Regions from separate parts of the Homo sapiens genome. Here all the other regions are linked to region 2. A link is a contact called in ENCODE Hi-C or POLR2A ChIA-PET data. All regions are on one chromosome and are shown on one strand. Each heading gives the region's core, a stretch centred on a gene start or an enhancer-like site at or near the end of the contact. The rest is flanking DNA. Distances are from core to core; before and after follow the strand shown.

Evidence for each region. Hi-C counts contacts between places; a loop is a spot of excess contacts on that map. ChIA-PET counts read pairs that join two places held with the same protein, here RNA polymerase II (POLR2A). Pooled maps may share reads with other maps.
Region 1: a loop to region 2 is called in a pooled map, with 15 times the contacts of the local background. The contact joins the promoter of LINC01150 here to the promoter of CTSD in region 2. A Hi-C loop is called at or near these places in 4 of 50 pooled maps. POLR2A ChIA-PET finds 5 or more read pairs at or near these places in 3 of 52 experiments (CD4-positive, alpha-beta T cell, CD4-positive, alpha-beta memory T cell and MCF 10A).
Region 3: a map of CD4-positive, alpha-beta T cell shows a loop between it and region 2 (2.2-fold over the local background). The contact joins the promoter of DUSP8 here to the promoter of CTSD in region 2. A Hi-C loop is called at or near these places in 4 of 168 maps with a recorded cell type or tissue (CD4-positive, alpha-beta T cell, ascending aorta, dorsolateral prefrontal cortex and 1 more), 1 of 37 single-sample maps with no recorded cell type and 13 of 50 pooled maps. POLR2A ChIA-PET finds 5 or more read pairs at or near these places in 3 of 52 experiments (HepG2, T-cell and common myeloid progenitor, CD34-positive).

The regions. Positions count from the first base shown.
Region 1 is chr11:1,895,495-1,899,662 of GRCh38, forward strand. It overlaps LINC01150 (long intergenic non-protein coding RNA 1150), which reads left to right and starts at 1,265. Exons shown (of 4, transcript NR_120534.1): 1 at 1,265-1,651. It also overlaps a transcript of PRR33 not described here. RefSeq lists an enhancer at 1,326-2,525.
Region 2 is chr11:1,762,677-1,766,944 of GRCh38, forward strand. CTSD (cathepsin D) reads right to left here and starts at 1,251. Exons shown (of 9, transcript NM_001909.5): 1 at 1,116-1,251. The coding sequence starts at 1,183. RefSeq lists silencers at 821-910, 1,161-1,630.
Region 3 is chr11:1,570,186-1,574,052 of GRCh38, forward strand. DUSP8 (dual specificity phosphatase 8) reads right to left here and starts at 2,086. Exons shown (of 7, transcript NM_004420.3): 1 at 1,716-2,086. KRTAP5-AS1 (KRTAP5-1/KRTAP5-2 antisense RNA 1) reads left to right here and starts at 2,556. Exons shown (of 2, transcript NR_021489.2): 1 at 2,556-2,883. RefSeq lists enhancers at 1,140-1,687, 2,236-2,781.

The DNA.
Region 1 (4,168 bases), core at 15-2,514, 130 kb after region 2:
GTGGCCTTGTCCTCTCACCGTTAACCATCTGAAGAGCAAATTTTAAACATTTTTGATGAATTTCAGTTTGTCAATTTGTTCTTTTAGGAATTGTGCTTTTGGTATCATGTCTGAGAAATCTTTGCCTTATCCAGAGCCATAAAGATTTTCTCCTGTGTTTTTATGGCTCCAGCTTTACATTTAGACCCACGATCCTTTTTGAGTTAATGTTTGTGTATAGTGTGAGGTACGAATGCAAATTATTCTTCTTTTTCTTTTTGCATATGGAGATCCAGTTGTTCCAGAATATGAAATTGCTGCAGCATGGTTTCTTGAAGAAGCTACAGTTGTGCACCGAGTCGCCTTTGCACCTTTGTCAAAAGTCTGAACTGTGCATGGTGGTGGGTGCCTGCGGTCCCAGCTACTTGGGCGGCTGAGGTGGGAGGATCCCTAGAGCCTGGGAATTTGAGGCTGCAGCGAGCAGAGATTGCACCACTGCACTCCAGCCTGGGCAACAGAGTGAGACCCTGCCTGAAAAAAAGTCATCAGTCTGTGTGTGTAAGCTGATTTCTGGACCGTTTTCTTTTGGATCTACTTGAATATTTTTACACCAGTATCACTCAAGTTTTGCTTACACTGGTCTTATATGAATTCTTAGAATGTTAGCTCTTCAATTGTGTTCTTTTTCCGGATTGTTTTAGCTCTTCTCCTCCTCTGCTTTTCCATATGTGTTTTAGAATGGACCTGTGAATTTCTATAAATGCAGGGAGAGTTGACATCTTAACAGTATTGAACTTACTAATCCACGAACCTTGGATGTCCCTATTTATTCAGGTCTTCTTCCACTTCTTCCAAGGATTTTTTACTCTTTCAATTTGGAGGTCTTTCACATCTTTTGTCAGATTGACCTCTAAGTATTGTCTATTTTTATACAGTTAGGAAGTGGTATTTTTAATGTCAATATCTGATAGTTGATTACCATTTTATAGAAACACAATGGACTTTGTATATCAGTCTTGTTATTCCACAACCTTGTTAATCTCACTGAGTAGTTCTTGCAGGTTTTTCTTTTGTTGTTGATTCCATCGGGTTAGATGGTCACGTTATCTGTAGATAAGATTGTTTTCTTTTTCCTTTCTCGTCTGTATGGCTTTTATTTCTTTTGGGGGCCTAATTGCACGAGCAGGAACCTCCAGGTCAATGTTGGACGGAGGTGATGAGGGCGGACATCCCAGCCTCCTTTCTGTTCTTAGTGAGAAACTGTTCAGTCTTCCGCCATCGGTTGTGGGGTTTTCATAGATATCCTGTATTAGGTTAGGGAAGTTCCCTCTATTCCTAATTTACTGAGTGATGTTTTTTAAACAAATCAGGAACCGACGTTGGATTTTTCAAATGCTTTTTCTGTACTGTTAAAAGAAAAACCTTAGACAAATTAAATTTAACAGAGTTTAATTAAGCAAAGAACCACTCGCTAATGGGGCAGCCCCCAAACCAAAATAGGTTCAGAGAGGCTCTGGTGCTGCCGTGTGGCTGAAGATTGGTGGACAGAAAAGGGAAAGGAGGCACAGAAAACGGAAGCAAAGCACAGAAACCGCCAGAGGGGCTGCAGCTCCATGCTTGCCTTATCTGAACACGGTTGGAATGGCCGGCACCCTTGATGAGCGGAAACCTGGTGAGTGGCACAAGGGAAGGCTTCAGTCTGTTTACGTCTCCAGTGAGGTTTCAGTTCACAGTGGATGGAGAAGGCGGAACATAAACTATGTCAGGAGGCAGCTTTACGCCAAGCTTAATTTAACGATTTCCCCCTTTAGACATTGGTGTCCCTGTCGCCATTGTAAATGTACTTGTTTGGTCCCAAGCCCCACTGGGAAATAGCAGAACAATGGGTTTCGTAAGTGGGAACGAGGACCTCGGGTTATATATTTTTGTAAGGGATAGAGAGGAACCTCCTTGTGCTGGAATTTCATGTGCTCAGAAAAACAAACCCTGGTCTGCCTTAGGACCTATCTGCTTCCGTAAAGCTTCGGTTTGATGGTGTTGCGTTTAGCTTGCGTGACTCCATCTGGGTTTGGTCTGGTCCGTTGGGGCCTCTTGCGGGAGCTCAGTCCAAAACAATGGCCTCTTATAATTTTGTTTAAAAATTCCCTGCCTTTGGTCAGGTTCTCATTTAGTGGAAAGTGTAGCCAAGCCTTAGGGCCTTGGCACCACCCTCAGTCACCGCCACTTCCAGCTTCCGGTCACAGAATGTCATTCGTACCTAGGTTACGACATCCTCATGGCCTTGTGTTTCTTTGAGTTCTTGTTGCTCCAGTCAAAGAGACACCATTTAGCATCCTACAGATGGCTGCATGCAAACATTTAAAACTCCGGAGAGAATGCAGAGCGCCAGGGAGACGAGTATTATGACCATCAGGAAGATCATATTTAATACCAAGAATGTGAAGCATGCTCCTTAGGTGGGGTCCCATGAAGCAAACCAACGAAAATCAAATAGATCAGAGAGTTAGCTGGATAAAGAGTCTACTCATTTCAAACAAGCAGCCTGTTTGTTAATCCCCTACAACCGAACCTTTCTAATACCTGATACATTCCTCCATGTGCCACAAGAAGCATCGGCAACGGCACAGACGCTCCTCTGTTTAGCTAGTAAGGGATCCAGAGCAAGTCTATCATCCCACACACCTTTAGCAAGAGAATTTAAAGACTGTTGTGTAACCATAGCCTTTGGAGTAGAATCTGTTCCAGAGCCAATTACGAGGGATACTTTTTTTTTTTTTTTGAGACCGAGTCTCGCTCCGTCGGCTGGAGTGCAGCGGCGCCAGCCATGTCTCGGCTCACTGCAACCTCCACCTCCTGGGTTCAAGCGATTCTCCTGCCTCAGCCTCACGATTAGTTGAGATTACAGGCGCCCGCCATCATACCCAGCTTATTTTTAATATTTTTAGTAGAGATAGGGTTTTGCCGTGTTGGCCAGGATGGTCTTGATCTCTTGACGTTGTGATCCACCCACCTCGGCCTCCCAAAGTGCTGGGATTACAGGCGTGAGCCACCACGCCCAGCAGAGGGATACATTTTAAATCTTTGCCTCATTTACTCCAAACCATGGAAAAAGAGGCCTCACAAACAGTGCCCATCTAGAAGAGTGAAGCTCCTGCCAGAGTTCTCTTTAAGCTGTGATGTAGAGGAGTGGAGCGATGTTGTTTGTGATTGATTGGGAAGCAACAAAGGCACCCTCAACATTTTTCACCCAGACCGGGCACAGGGGCTCACGCCTGTAATCCCAACACTTTGGGAGGCCGAGGTGGGCACTTGAGGTCAGGAGTTCGAGACCAGCCTGGTCAACATGGTGAAACCCTGTCTCTACTAAAAATACAAAAATTAGCTGGGCTTGGTGGTAGGTGCCTGTAATCCCAGCTACTTGGGAGGCTGAGGCAGGAGAATCGCTTGAACCTGGGAGGCAAAGGTTGCTGTGAGCTGAGATCACACCACTGCATTCCAGCTTGGGCAACAGAGTGAGACTTGGAGTGAGCTAATTTTTTTTTTCACCTACATTGGCCCTTCGTCTTCCAACTGTCAAGGCAAAAGGTTGTCCACATATAGGATTGGCTGCAAAATCCTCCACAAATAAAAGTATACCCCATGAGTGCACATAAGAGATCCCTTTTTAGTTCTATTATTCAGAGGCATGACAGTCTCAAGTTCTTGGGAAAAAGCTGTCCATATCTGGGATGCCAGCTGCTTCTGGGGAGAAACTTCCCTGATTAGCTTTACCTTAAAATCTCCAATGGGGCTGCAGTTGCTGGAGTCTGGCGATGCCCTCTTGAGCGGTGAGATAACGAACCCAGGGTTCAAAGTCCTAGAATTTCACTGCAGTGTGGGTGGCAAGGGCAGTCTTTCTGTGATACTCTCAGAAAACCAAATGTCTGGGTTCTAGATTGTGAAGCGTTTGATAGGGTCCTCAGTGGACCATGAAAAGCTTTCTGTACCTGGTGAAAATATACTTAGGCATAATGCATTAAGGCCTAGGAGCCTTTAGCCATATCGGAGTTGAGGAGTGGAAGATACATGAGGTTCTATATAGGACTTCCAGGGACTATTTCATAAGGCACCAACTTATGTTTTCCACTGGAAATGGACCCGACGGCCATCCACCTGCAACACCCTTGACCAAGGCAGCCCAGTTCATTCA
Region 2 (4,268 bases), core at 1-2,500:
CAGCTACCCTTCCCTCCAAGAAGCCCCAGGATCGTTTCCCCTCTGCTGTGTCTGTCCTCCTTGGAGAGGGGAGGCCTGTGGATAGGCTGGCAAGGTCAAGGCAGGCTCAGGCTTGTGGCTACTCCCCCACAACGACTTTAATTGGGGCTACCCGCCCCCGGGCCATTCCCCACAGCCTTTGGTGAGGCTCAGTCCTACCCAGCTGGCCCAGCCAGCTCCAGCCCCTGCAGCCTTCTGACCTCACCCACCTGCCAAAAGGCAGTGGACCCATCGCAGATCCCAGGTCTCCCACAAAGGCCCAGAGCAAGGGTGGGGCAGGTGCCCAATGGGATGGGTCAGCATACCCCTCCTGGGAATGCGGGCTGCCTTGCAAGGGCTGGGGAGGGGGTCAAGAAAGCAGACTGCAGCATGGCCCTCCTCTGCCCAGCTGGTCAGGCATGGCCGGGCCCCATCCCATCCAGGCCCAATCGGTGGCCTCACCTGGCACAGGGGATCGGCCTGAGGAGCGTGTGGGCCTCACTACAGCACAACCCCAGGCCCGGGGTGGGTGAGCCGACCCACTCCCCATGCCTCCTCCTCTCTCAGGGACATGGGAACTCCTAGGGTCTCGAGGGGTCTCCCAGCCCAGGGCCTGTGATAAGAGCCGCTGGAGCAAACTTTTAAAGCCCCCAGTTCACAGGTGGTAAAGGGGTCCCTAAGGAAATGGACTCGCCCAGACTCGGGGGCTCTGAGGCCTGACCTAGGTCTCCAGCAACAAGGGCGCTCAGTACAGACCCCAATTCCACCTGCCCCGAATGAGCACTACCTCCCCCCGCCCCGCCCCGTCTCCAGGGAGGCTGCGGTCAGTCTGCAGTCCTCAAGGTACAACCCAGGGTGGCATATGGGGGAGAGGCATCTGGCGCCTCTGCCCCGGGTCCCCTGCACCTCCGGAGCCCGGCGCCCCGTAGGCGGGTGGTCCGTGCAGGAGGCCGCGCAGGGCGGCACAGGTGCATTCCAGCGCGGGGGGCGCAAGGGGCTCGTGGGGGCCACAGGGGAGCGCGAAAGTCACCACAGGCCCCGGGACCTCGGCGCCGCGACCCCTGCCCGTCCCTGAGCCCCGGCCCCTGAGGCTTCACCTGACGAGCGCGGAGGCGGGTGCAGCCAGCAGGCAGAGGGCGAGCGGCAGAAGGCTGGAGGGCTGCATGGCGGCGGCGGCCGGGTCGGAGAGGGTCGCCGAGGCCGTGCGCTTATAGCCGGGATGACGCCGCAGTTGGGCCGGATCAGCTGACCCGCGTGTTTGCACCCGGACCGGTCACGTGGGCGCGGCCGGCGTGCGCGGGGCGGGGCGGAGCGGGGCCTGGCCTGGGCGGGGCAACCTCGGCGCACGCGCACAGCGCCCGGGCGGGGGGCGGGGTGGTGGTGCGCCTGCCGCGCCTACAGTTCCCGCCGCTCGCGCCCGCGGGGTCAGCCCGGCCCAGCTTCTGGGGTCTGGAGGATTCCCGTTTCGGCCTGGCCTGGGGTCGTGGGGCGGCCCACCCTGGAGGGCCCCGCGGGGTGACCCCTGTCCCGGCCGCCGCGGCCGTCCCCGCGTCCAGGCCTGCGCGGGGCGCTGCGCCGTGGGCTCCTGCACCTGCTCCTCCCGGCGCCCCCTCGTCCCCCTCCGAGACGCTCCCAGACATCCTCTCTGGAAGCCTCTTGCAAACCAAGGTTAAATTCAAAGTCCCCAGCCCACCGAATGGACCCTCCGCTCCTCTACAGGGCTTCCAGAGAAACCTGGAAAACCAGCTCAGGCCCTGCCGCAAAGGGGGTCGGACCCGCTCCGCCCTCTCCCTCTGGGCGCTGTGCTTAGAGACTCAGGCCTCACCGATGGCTCTAGCCTCCAGATCCCAAATTCCAGCCTCACACTGGCACAGCCTCACGTGGCAGACAGCAGGCCCGAAGGCAGGCAAAGTATTCCACCCTAAAATACATTCCTTTCACATGTTTTGATATGGCACTGCACAGCTGTCTCTTGAGGGGGCGAAATTCGCGTTTTCTAGAGAAGCTCCTTCCCTTAGGAGGTCGGGCACCTTTTGTCCACTCACGTCAACTCTTTTTTTTTTTTTTTTTTTTTTGAGACAGAATCTCGCTCTGTGGCCCAGGCTGGAGTGCAGTGGCATGATCTCGGCTCACTGCAACCTCTACCTCCTGGGTTCAAGCGATTCTCCTGCCTCAGCCTCCTAAGTAGCTGGGATTACAGGCGCGTGCTACCACGCCTGGCTAATATGTATATATACACACACGTATGTATATATATATATACACACACACACATATATAGTGTATATATACACATATATATACGTATATATATACACTATATATGTATATACATATATGTATATGTGTATATATGTGTATATATACATGTATATGTGTATATATGTGTATATATATACATGTATATGTGTATATATATACATGTATATGTGTATATATATACATGTATATGTGTATATATATACATGTATATGTGTATATATATACATGTATATGTGTATATATATATACATGTATATGTGTATATATGTTTTGTATTTTTAGTAGAGATGGTGTTTCACCATGTTGGCCAGGCTGGTCTCGAACTCCTGACCTCAGGTGATCTGCCTGCCTCAGCCTTCCAAAGTGCTGGGATTACAGGCGTGAGTAATCCCACTTTAACTCTTTAGGCAAAACATAACTCTTTCAACCACTTGCCAATCAGGAAATCTTTGAATCCCCTATGACCTGGAAGCTGCCCCTGCCAACCCTGTTTCTAGGCTGAACCAATGTATATCTTACATATGTTGATTTATGGTTTTGGCCTGTAACATCTGTCTCTGTAAAATCCGTAAAACCAGGCCGGGCATGGTGACTGTTGCCTATAATCCCAGCATACTCGGAGGCCAAGGTGGGAGCATTGCTTGAGCTGAAGAGCTTGAGATCAGCCTGGGCAACATGGTGAGACCCTGTCTCTACAGAAAAGACCTGAAAATTTTAAAAAAAAGTATAAAGCCAAGCTGTTACCCAGCCACCTTGCTCACATATTCTCAGGACCTGCTGAGGTGGTTTCACAGGTCATAGTCCTCACATTTGCTCAGAATAAATATCTTCAAATATTTTATAGTGTTTGGCTTTTTTTCAACAACACTCCCTATACCCAGGGTACCCAGATGGACCTCATCCTTACTCTCCAAGTGTCCCCTGCCCAAGCGCCCACTCTCCACCTCCTCAGAGCAGCACCTCACTGGGCCCTGCCCTGGCCACCCTGGGCCCTCCTCCCTTAGCCCAGACTTGCCCATCTCCAATGTGGCACCATCCCTGGAACCCCATCTCCAACGTGGCACCGTCCCTGGAACCCCGTCTTCAACGTGGCACTGTCCCTGGAACCCCATCTCTAACGTGGCACCGTCCCTGGAACCCCGTCTTCAACGTGGCACTGTCCCTGGAGGCCTGTCTCCAACGTGGCACCGTCCCTCTAGGCCCCGACCTCAAAGGTGAGCAGTGTATCCAGGTCAGAAACTGGGTCTCCCGACACTGAGCCTGCAGAGGCCATGGTGACAGTTGCCCCAGGACTTCACCATTCTCGTGTGCCCTGGTCCTGCCTGGCATGGGGGACTGAATTAGGCCTGTTGGAGGGGAGGGCCCGGTCATTCCCCAGATGCTCTGGAGCACACAGCCAGGCGGGAGGTGCGGTCGCTGTAAGTAGGAAAGGGATATTGGGACAAATCATTTAAGGCAGGTCCAAGTCACACAGGAAATGGAGCCAGGGGATGTGCTCAACAGCGACCTCCGCAGGAAGGTCCCTCCAAGAAGGTGGCATCTGAGCTTGGACCCAAATGAAGGATGCTTCCCCATGCTCTCACCCAGGGTGCGTTTTCTCCTCCCAGCTCCCTGCGAGGTAGATGGGCCCAACCCCGCTTTACAGAGGCAGTGAGGTTCTGTGGTTCTCGGCGGGCGGGATTGGAATTCCCACCTTTTCTGTAACCAAATATATCAGGACCTTGGCCCTTGCGGAACCTCCCCGAAGCTGGATCTGCCTGATGGCCACAAATGAGTGGCTGCCCCCTCAGCCCCACCTTCCCGCCCATTTAGAGCCCTTCATCTGAGGGGGTTCTAAGCCTGAACACAGAAGCCCGAGCAGACAGACACCCTTGCCCTCAGAATCTGCCCAGCTGCTGGGGGTCCACACCTTGCCCTCAGAATCCGCCCAGCTGTTGGGGGCCCACGGCCAGCCTGGACCTGGCACCTGGGGTTATCACGTGCTTTCC
Region 3 (3,867 bases), core at 836-3,335, 190 kb before region 2:
AGTCTCAGAGCCGGACATATCCAGGTTCCCTCCCTTCCCACCAGACCTGTGTCCCTCCTCCTGGTCACTGTGCCACATGCTAAACATCAGGACCAGTGTGGCGCTTCCAAGGTTCACTGCCCTGAGCAACTCCGGCAGAGGGGGCCTCAGCGGGTGCAGTTCTCATGGCCAGAGTCCAACCACCTCTCTCTCACTGTGGGTCTGCCCCTTTCCCTGCCTTCTGCAAGAAGTGACACCTAGGTCTCCCCAGGCCCTAGCTGATGCCCCTTCGAGGCACCTGTCCAGTGGCAGCCTCTAGGCCCTGACTTCAGCCCCAGCCTGAGAAGAGAAGGGTCCTGGAGCAGAGACTGACTCTAAGCGTCTTTCTGCACCTCTGTTAATGGGACTTTATTCCCAGAAGCCTCCCCGAGGACAGAGGATACCAGGGGAATAGAACCTGCCCAGCCACACTCGTGCAGCCCCCGGCTGGCTGCAGCAGGAGGTATTTCAGCGAGACTTCAGGATGAACTTCCAGCTGGGGTCACATGATCTGCCATCCGCATCCAGTGCTTATTAGCAGTGAATGCATGGGACTGTCCTCCTGGTGGAGGGCTGGGGCCTGGGGTGCTACATTCACCCCTGGACCGCCCTAGGTGCAACAGTGTCTCTGGGTGGGCTGTGCCAGAAGGGAGGCAAGGGAGAGTGCCGGGGTTTGGATCTCCCCTCAGACCCCCCGCTGGGGCACAAAAGGAGCTTCCCTGGCCTGCAGCACCCCACCCCCACCCCAAGCTGCACAGCAAGAGCACTGCGGAGCCACGCTACATCCTGCCACCCCCTCCTCCATCCCACAGTGTCCCCGCCCCCCATCACTGCAGCACCAGAGCCCCTATTCCCCTCAGCAGAGGCCGGTACACCCCGCAGCAGGGAGACGGAGGCAGATTCTCCCAGAAGGGGTGACCCTGTTGGGGCTGGGCCTATTGTTGCCCCCTCCCCTCCAGGCCAGACTATTAGGTATCCCCACCTGGTCTGCTCCGCATCCCAGGCTGGGCAGCTGGGCCTAGCGAGGTGGCTGCAGCAGCCTGGCTGTGCCAGCCCCTCCCCCAGCGCCGCGGCTGCCTCTGCAGCAGGCGGAAGGGCGCGGGGGCTTTATCCCTCAGGGGCCGGCTGGGCACCCCGGGATGGGGAGGCAGTGCGGCCTGGACACTGGGGGGATGGATCTGCAGCCCTCCCCCCCGACAGGGGAAGGCCCCTTCCCGGGTGTCCCAGGCCAGAGGCCGTCGCGTCCCTCCCACGGCCGAGGCTCCACACCTCCCGGACCGACTCCGGGCCAGGGTCCGCCTGCTCCGGTTCTGGCCCCCGCGGGGGTGACGTTCGGGACGTCGGGGGCTCGCGCAGATCCGCGCTGGATCTCAGGCGGCCCTGGTGGGTCCTGGATTTTTGTCCCCCCCCCATTCCACACCCAAAGAAGGAGCTGCGGGGAGAAGGGCGGCAACGCGGCGGGCGGGCGTGGGCTGGGCCCGGGTCCGCCGGGCGTTGCGGGGGGCGGGGAAGGGGCCTCCCTGTCCCTGGCGTCCTGGACGGCCGTGGCCGCTCATTCCGGGGCCGCCTCCTCCTCCCGGGCGCCCACCGGGTGCCGCTGCCCCAGCGCCCCCGACGCGGCGCCCTCCGCCCCCCGGCCCGGGCCGGTGAACCCCATCCCCGGCGCCCGCCCCCGCCCCGCCGGCGCCTCCGCTCACCTCGCTCGCGCTCGCCTCGGGGGCGCTCCGGGGACCCGCGCCGCGCTCAGGGCGCCCGCTCGGCCGCGCCGTCCATGGGCCCGGCGGGGGCCCGCGCAGCCGGGGCAGGGGCCGGGGGAGCGCGCGGGCCGCGTCGCCGTCGCCGCCGTCGCCGCCGCCAACGCCGCGGGGAGCGCTCGCTCGGGCCGGGGCGCGCGCACTGCGGGCGGGCACGCGCGCTCGCGGCGCGCATCCCAGCCCCGCGGCTCGGCGGGCGCGGCCGGGAGGTTCCGGCGCGGCTCGGGCTCGGGCTCGGGCTCGGGCTCGGGCGTCCGGCGTCCGGCGGGGCGTCGTGGGGGGAGCCGGCTCGGCCGCCGCGCTCGGCCGCGAGTGACAGGCCCGGGGCGGAGGGCGGGGCCGCCGGCGGGGATGAGGTCATGCCGAGCGAAAAAAGCCCCTGACGTCACCTGCAGCCAATCAGCGCGCGCGGCTCGGGGGCAGGTGACGTCAGCGGAGCCCGGGCTCGGGGTGAAGCTGAGGCGGCTGCCGCGGGGGGGGGGCGGGGTGCAGGGTGCGGGTGGGTCGCGCCGCCGCCGCCTTCCGCCCTCACCCCGGGACCGGCTCTTAAAGGGACCACGCGGCGTCCGGGACCCCGCCTCCAGGAAGCCCTCCCGGCCCCGGGCCCCGCGTCACCCAGGCCCCCCGTCACCCGGGCCCCCGGCCGCGTCGCACAGACCCCGGACGGTCCAGCTGAGCGGCTCCGGGCGCGAAGTCCTCCCCCCGACCCGGACAGGCGCCGGCGCCGCTCCCCCCTTCTCCTGGCCTTTGTTGGCGCTGGGCCGCCGCCGGGGAGCCCTCCCCAGACCCAGGCGCGGCGTTTTACCTGCAGCGGCTGTGCTCGCCCCGCCGCGACCCCCGCAGGACGGAGCCGGATCCCCCTGCACTCGGGCGGACCTGGGACCCTCAGAGGCGAGCCGGCTGCCTCGGGTCACACATCCGCGAACTCCGGGGGCGGGCTCCCCAGGACGCCGCCGACCCCCCACGACCCCCAGCCCTCCCGCTTCCGTGGAAAGCCGCCCCGACGACCCCTGTGCGGGCTGTTGAGGGGCCGCACCCCGCCGACCGCTGTGGGAACACCTCCGCGCGTGCGGCGGGGACGCGGCGAGTCCGGGGCAGGAAGAACGCACGGGTAATTGCACCTTCGGCAGGTGTTGGGCGGGAGCAAGGGGGTCAGACTCGCGCTGCAGGGGGAGGGCGGGGGAGGCCTCGCTGTCCTGGAGGAAGGGGACAAAGACCCCTGCCCAGGAGCCTGGGAGCCTTTGAAAGTAATGATTTTTTGGCGGGGGGGGGTTGTCACGAGACACCCTAGACATTTCTAAAAGGCCCCCTCCCCGCTGCCGGGTGGAGAGGGAGCGTGGGGGGATCCGCCTTCTGCCCCCGAGCCCCCAGCCAGCCTGGGCCCCCCAGGGTCACCCTGGGGCTCTGAAGGGGGCTTCGGCCGCTGGTTGAATGAAGGGCCACAGAAAATGAAGCTGGCGCAACGACCGCAGAACCCTCAGTGGGCACCAGGACCACGGAGCTCAGGGTGCCAATGGTGATGGCTGGGGGTGGGGAGTACTGTGGGCAGCAGGGGATGCTGAGCGGGGTTTGGGGCTCCCCCTTTCCATACTCAGTCTTCCTGCCAGCCTCAGAGCTGAGTACACCGTTGGCGATTAATAAGCGCTTGCAGCTCCCTTCCCTGGCCAGCCTGAGGGGAGCGGCAGTGGCCCGTATGGGGTGGGGGTGGCGGTGGAGTGCGTCCTGGCGCAGAGCTGGCACACAGCACAAACAAACGCCTTGGCGGGAGTGGGTCTGTCCCGGAAGGGAGCCCAGGGGTTATTGGGGTTGGGGCTGCGCCCCAAAGCGGGAGGGCCCTGCGAGAAGGGAGGCCCTGGCTGGAGGGGGACCCTGAGACTGGAGGTGCCGGACCCGGATGCGGGGCCAGGTGAGTAGGGCTGCCTGCTGCAGCCTTGCTGGGTTTGAAAAGTGGGGGAGGCTTGGCCCTGGGAGGGGGCAGGAGGATTCAGGCTGAGACCCGGAGGGGGCGAAGGAGGTCCTTGAGGAGGCAGTCACAGGCCTGAAAGGACCTGGGACCCGCAGGCATGGGAGCTGTTAGCCGTTAGATAGAGGGGCT